Linked DNA regions of Mus musculus: region 1 is linked to region 2. A link is a loop called in an ENCODE intact Hi-C map of the cell type or tissue named here. Cell type or tissue: left cerebral cortex. All regions are shown on one strand. Links, peaks and the distances in the headings refer to the core of each region. The heading gives the core; the rest is flanking DNA. Region 1 overlaps Edem2 (ER degradation enhancer, mannosidase alpha-like 2). Region 2 overlaps Trpc4ap (transient receptor potential cation channel, subfamily C, member 4 associated protein).

What was found. A loop is a pair of places that touch in the nucleus more often than their neighbours do. Peaks named below come from ENCODE experiments on the same cell type or tissue, not always from the same donor. Only the 100,000 strongest peaks of a DNase experiment are listed, where the experiment ranks them.
Region 1: a loop joins it to region 2, with 1.9 times the contacts of the local background. A loop is called at or near these places in 2 of 42 quality-filtered maps.

Annotation. Positions count from the first base shown.
Region 1 is chr2:155,723,204-155,726,114 of GRCm38, reverse strand. All of the region lies in intron 3 of Edem2 (ER degradation enhancer, mannosidase alpha-like 2), which reads left to right. Among named protein-coding and RNA genes, the nearest start is that of Edem2, 4.8 kb to the left of the region's middle. In left cerebral cortex, for the core only: no CTCF peak of the experiment used is centred there; a DNase peak (open chromatin) is centred at 1,431.
Region 2 is chr2:155,672,416-155,675,326 of GRCm38, reverse strand. It overlaps Trpc4ap (transient receptor potential cation channel, subfamily C, member 4 associated protein), which reads left to right. Exons shown (of 19, transcript NM_001163452.1): 2 at 2,209-2,337. Among named protein-coding and RNA genes, the nearest start is that of Trpc4ap, 19 kb to the left of the region's middle. In left cerebral cortex, for the core only: a CTCF peak has its summit at 1,590 (motif pointing left); a DNase peak (open chromatin) is centred at 1,585.

The DNA of each region.
Region 1 (2,911 bases), core at 107-2,606, 51 kb before region 2:
CTCACAGTCCCAGAGGCCTCATACACGGTGGCCTACCCCATGTGCTTGGGCAATAATGTGGCAGAGAGATGATGCTTTGTCTCATGGTTGATAGGAGTCAGAGATCAGGAGACAGGAATGGGCCAAGGACAAGGTACCCACCCCAAGTTGTGCCTCCCACCCCCAACTTACTTCCTCCACTTGATAAGGTTTCCATAACCTGTGCTGCCTCCTGGGAACCTAGGCTTCGCGCAGCTTGTCATGATTGCTTCTTACTCAAATTGCAACACATGCATTGTGCTATTTAGTCCCTTCCCATAGTCTCCTGGCTTTATTAGTTCATTCTTTTATTCCTTTTTACAGCTGAGGAAATAGGATTCTTAGGAATGCAATGCTGAGAAAGGTAAAAACAGAACTCGGACCTAAACTTAACTTTATGTGACACCAATCCTTGATTGCCTTCTGCCCTGCTTACTCCCTTCCAGGGTTTTGTTGTTTAGCCAGGAAGACCTCAAACTTGGTAATCCTCTTGCCTCAGCCTCCCAAGTGCTGAGATTATAAAGATTTACCAGTATGCCTGGCCACTTCTCATTTTTATACATCTATAGTATTTATATGACTATGAACACTACGTAGATATGGTTTGGCTTATACTTTTTGTTTAATGTTAATTTGTATGTTTCTATCTATCTATCAATCTATCAAATATTTATTGAGGACAGCTATGTACCAAGCATGGTGCTAAACTTTGAAGTCAAAATGGTAGGTTCAAACAGAAATGATCTACACTTACCTGGAGTTTGAGATGTTAGCACCAGGATCAAAAAATAGCAATAAAAGATGATAACCACATATTGAGGCCAAAGCTTTGTATTGCAAAGGCCCAAACACAAAATGATCTGGTGTGTGCCTTTAGCTCTGGCACTCAGAAAGAAGAAGCAGAGGCAGGCTGATCTCTGAGGTCAAGGAGTGACCTGTGGAGTGAGTTCCAGGACAGCTAGAGCTATATAAAAGAAACTATCTCAAAAAAAAAAAAAAACCCTAAACAAACAACAAACACCGATCTGACCTAGCCAAGGATTTTGGAGAACTTCTCTGAGGCAGTGATGTGCAGCTGGAGTTAGAATTTGACGGAGAAGCTGGCAGTAACTGGGAAGGTGATAGAAGAGGGTGCTGTAGGCCAGCTAGCATGGAGGCTTTGTGGCAGGAGAGTAAAGCGGGTGAGTGGAAGGGAGGCAGTGTGCTGGGGTTGAGAGAGAGAAGGGTATGTGGGGTCTGGAGGTGGACGCTCCACTTCACCGCATTGTGATCATTCACTGGACAATACAGGAGCTCCACTGGCATCTCTTACGTACAAGTCAGGAAGTGGTGAGATGACAGCTTTGAGATCACTGGCCGCCTTGTAAACAAGATTTGTGTTCTCATTCACCACATTTGCCAAGTAATTGCTTCCTGAGCTGTGTCTGGCACTCTGAGGAAGTACAAGAATGGGAGATGCCTCTGCTGTTGTGAAGGGGAACGGAGACCCTAACAGTAGAATACATAGAGCTCAGAAGGACTTTTAGAAGAAGAAAAGGTTGAGAGAAGTACCAGGCATCCTAGAGTAGGTGACACAGGCCAGGGAAGGCTTGGATTTATAAATGGAAGACGTAGGAGGGAGCTACTTCTGGTGGAGGAAACAGGAAACTGAGGAAGACTGGGCACAGAGGAAGGTGAATGGTGAAAGAGACAGGACAGAGGTAGGCTGGCTCCAGGTCCTAGAGAAACTGAGTGTTGGGATAGTCAGGAATTGTCTGGGCTACAAATTGCAGAACCTCGATTCAACTGACTGAGATAAGAAGACAAACTTACTGAATCAGATAACTAAAAAGCCCAGGTCAAGGCTGACCTCAGACCCGATCCAGACAGACAAATGACGTCAATCAGAGTCCCCTTCCACCTTTTATCTCTGCTTTCTTGGCTGCTGTGTTCTCAGTCTCCATAAAAGGTCGGTCAGCCAATTGCCATTCCTATCTCCTTCTTCGCAAGTTTAAGAAACAGTATGTTCAAAGAAGCACCCTTCCCCCTTAGTCCAAGCAGTAAGTCTTCATAGGTCAGGCTTGGGTCACATATATATTCCCGAACTGTCTCTGGTAAAGGGGTATGGTATTACGGCTGATACCAGTAAGACACCCACTCCACAGCTGGGGACATGGGGTCCTGAATTACAGGAGTGACTCTGGGAAGAAGAGTATTCAAGGGAAATTTGGGGTGATAATAGCAGAAAAAACGGTAATATTATGTGTCAAGCTAGGTGGGGTGGCACGTGACTGTAAACGCAGCGATAGTTGGAGTCGGGAACATCAGCAGTCCGAGGCCATTCTTGCCTTACATAGTGAGTTCGAGGCCAGCCTGGTCTGTACGAGAACATCTCAAACAAACAAGTTTGTTCTCTCCCTCCCTCCCTCCTCCTCTCTCTCCTTCTCTCCCCTCCCCTATCCCCTCTCTCTCTCCATGTATGTATATTCATATACAACACATATATGTATATACAAGTATATATGTAGATGCACATATACATATCTAGCATTGGACTAGATTTAACCAGATTTATTTTCCCAAGTAAAGGAAAGGATATGGTTTAGGCGATAGACTACTTGCCTTCTGCATGCAGCCATGAGTTCAATCCCCATCAACCTCAGATGGATAAGAACCACAAAGCTACATGAAAATGCGACTCATCCTTTAAGCATACGGTTTGGGGGCTGGAGAGGTGGCTCAGTGGTTAAGAGAACTGTTACTCTCGCAGAGGACCTAAGTTTCGGTCTCAGTACCCATACGGTAGCTCACAGCCATCTGCAACTCCAGTGGGAGGAGACCCACCCCACCTCACCCCACACACTTCTCTCCTCCAAGAGCAGCAAGTGCCAACGTGGCACTCTTGACTATGGAG
Region 2 (2,911 bases), core at 160-2,659:
GGGTGTTCCAGGCCTGCCTGCTGCTCTGTCAGTCTCACAGCCTGTGTTCTCCCAGTCATTTCCTTTAGCTATCTCGACTGTTGACATATGGTCATCTTCAGTACTTGCCTAGAGTCTCTTCTGCTCTGGTCACTGGTGGTGGTATTCTCTCATTCATTCCAGAGTTTAATAATCCTAGCCAGTTGTTAGAAGCTGTCGTTAAACGCTTATCTGTTCATTGGCCTCTCCAGAAAATCTTGAAATGAAGGTGTTGTCAATGTTTGTATAGTTTTCTGCTTTTAGTTTATTTTGTTTCTGCTGCCCTGTTTTATTTTGCTGAGCTTATTTCCCCTAGTTTCTCATGGGAGATAATTAGCTTGTGATTCCCGTTTATAATACTGTTTAGGATTCTCTCGTGCAGATACTCTGTAGGAATTACTTCCGCAGGGTCTCAGCTGTAGATTTGCTTCTTGCTTTGTGTAAAGAAAGGAAAGAAGTTTTTATCTTTTTTTTTTAATTTTTTTTTTATTTTTAACTTACATTGATTTTGAGCCTAAACACTATATATAACATTGCTGCTATCCAGACATTTTTGTTGTAAGTCTTATTTCCTGTGTTTCGCCCTAAGGAAAAGCATTCTTTTGAGCACTCTCTGTTACCCCCTCATGCCATCATCTAAAACACAGTGTAGATAGAATTATGAGACTTGTTCATTGCATCATGGGGCATGTGTATTCAGACAAGCCCAACATTATTAAAGGTTTGTTTGCTCCATGCAGACTGTAACTAGATACTTTTGATTTGATTGGACCACAAAAGTTTTGTGTCTGGTGTTCGTAATGTGGAAATGACCTTATAATCCACTCACGTTCTGTCATTGTGCGGGTGTTCTCGTTGATACCTTCAGACATTTACTCAGCCCCTGCTTTGTGCAAGAACTCTGCAGTTGAATGGGAGAGAGAGTGTGAGTGTGTGTGTGTGTGTGTGTGTGTGTGTGTGTGTGTGTGTGTGTGTGTGAGTGAGTGTTTTCTTAGTTTGGTGTCTGCTCTGGGGTAGTTGTGATCCAGAGAGGGAAAGGGGTGGATGAACTAGAAGCTATGTGCAGTAGGTTAAAATATGTGATAAATGAAGTCCTTGAGTAGGGAGGGGCCCTAAGGCCCTAGGAAGGAGAGAGGAAAGCCAACTAAAGTTTCTAGCAGTTGGCCTGTATGTAAAAAAAAAAGTTTTATTTATTTGTTTGTTTGTCTATGTGAATGCTTGCCACACGTGTGGGTGCAGGCAGAGACTGGAAGGAGGATGTTAAATTCTTTGAACTGGAGTTATTTGTGGTTGTAGCTGCCCAGCCATGTGTGCTGGGAACCAAATTTGAGTCTTCTGTAAGGATAGGAAATGCTCTTAACCATTGAGCCATCTCTCATCCCCTGCCTTGATCAATCTGTCCATCTGTGTATCTATCCATCCACCCACTTATTGCTTTGTTTTGAAGCAGGTCTCTATAGTCTAAGCTGACCTAGAGCTCACTTTGTAGTTCAGGATTTTTAAAAGTTCTTTTATAGACATAGCAGCTCGCAGCTGTCTGTAACTCCAGTTCTTGGAGATCTGGCGCCCTCTTCTGGCCTCCATGGGCACCAGGCAAAAGTTGTGTACAGACCTACATGTAGGTACAACACCCATACACATAAAATAAACAATAACTTAAAATTCTAATAAAAAGTTTCTTTAAATATTTAAGTAAGAGTGTGTGTGTGTGTGTGTGTGTGTGTGTGTGTGTGTGTGTGTGTGTATACTCCTGTGCTGTAGTGTGCCTGTGGGGGTCAGAGGACGGTATGTGGTGTTAATAAGTCCCTTCCTCCCCTTTACATGGGTTCCAGGAGTCAGGCAGGTTATCAGGCTAGTGTAGTAAGCAGCCTTACCCACTGGGTGGTCTTGCTGGCCCTTATTGACTGCTGTTTGAAGGAAAGTAGCATTTCAGATAGAAAAGCCTGGGGGAGAGCCTCTGGGCAGGGGAGATCAAGTAGAGAAAACACAGCTGAATTTGGAGTCTTGAGTGTGCACTGGGGAAAGCGTAGACTGACAAGTAGGGTTCAGAGCAGTCCTATGTCAGGAGCAGGGCGTAGGCTACAGCTTTATTTGCTGGGGTCCTTGGCTGTTTGGGAGTCAGCTGCTCTCTTTACCAAAACTTCTTCCTTGACAATAAAATATTTCTTTGTTTTTATTTTTTATTCACAGTTCACTGAGACCTTTTTGACCGAGAGGGACAAATTGTCCAAATGGAGTGGAATTCCTCAGTTGCTCCTTAAGCTGTATGCCACCAGCCATCTGCACAGTGACTTCGTTGAGTGCCAAAGCATTCTCAAGGTAACTGATGGGGCCTTAGAGGGTCTGTGCTCAGGGTCTTCAGATGCCCCCACTATTGACCTTTTAGAAATAGCCAGCTTTTGTATGAGCTGTAGGACACTGGAGAAGTTTGGAAACGTTAAAAGAAGAAAATAATCACTAGTTATTCCAGTGCCCAGGGATTTGATTGTTTCCCTCACCCACTCCTCCTGTGATGCTAGGGACTGAACGCAGGGCCTTGCACATGTGAGGCTGGAATTGGGCCCTGAGCCCCTATCCCCACTCCTATCCCTAGATGGCATTCTTTTTGAAAAGAATTTTAAAGGCCCTATATCACTGAAGGCTCTTGGGAGGAGCTTTATGGCTGTCAATAATTATCATTAATGCAAGATTGAAGTTGGACTGCTGGTCAGGTTGAGAGTTAGACGCTTGTTTTCCAACTTGAGTGCTGTCTCGGTGCTGGCCCACACTCATTGCTTCTGACTTGGGACTGGGATCAAACACGAATTTAGAGAAGCAACTGGAGCCACAGTTGTAACCTGTGTAAGCCTGTAGTCATAACAACACTGAATACTACGGTACTCTTCAGAGGCAA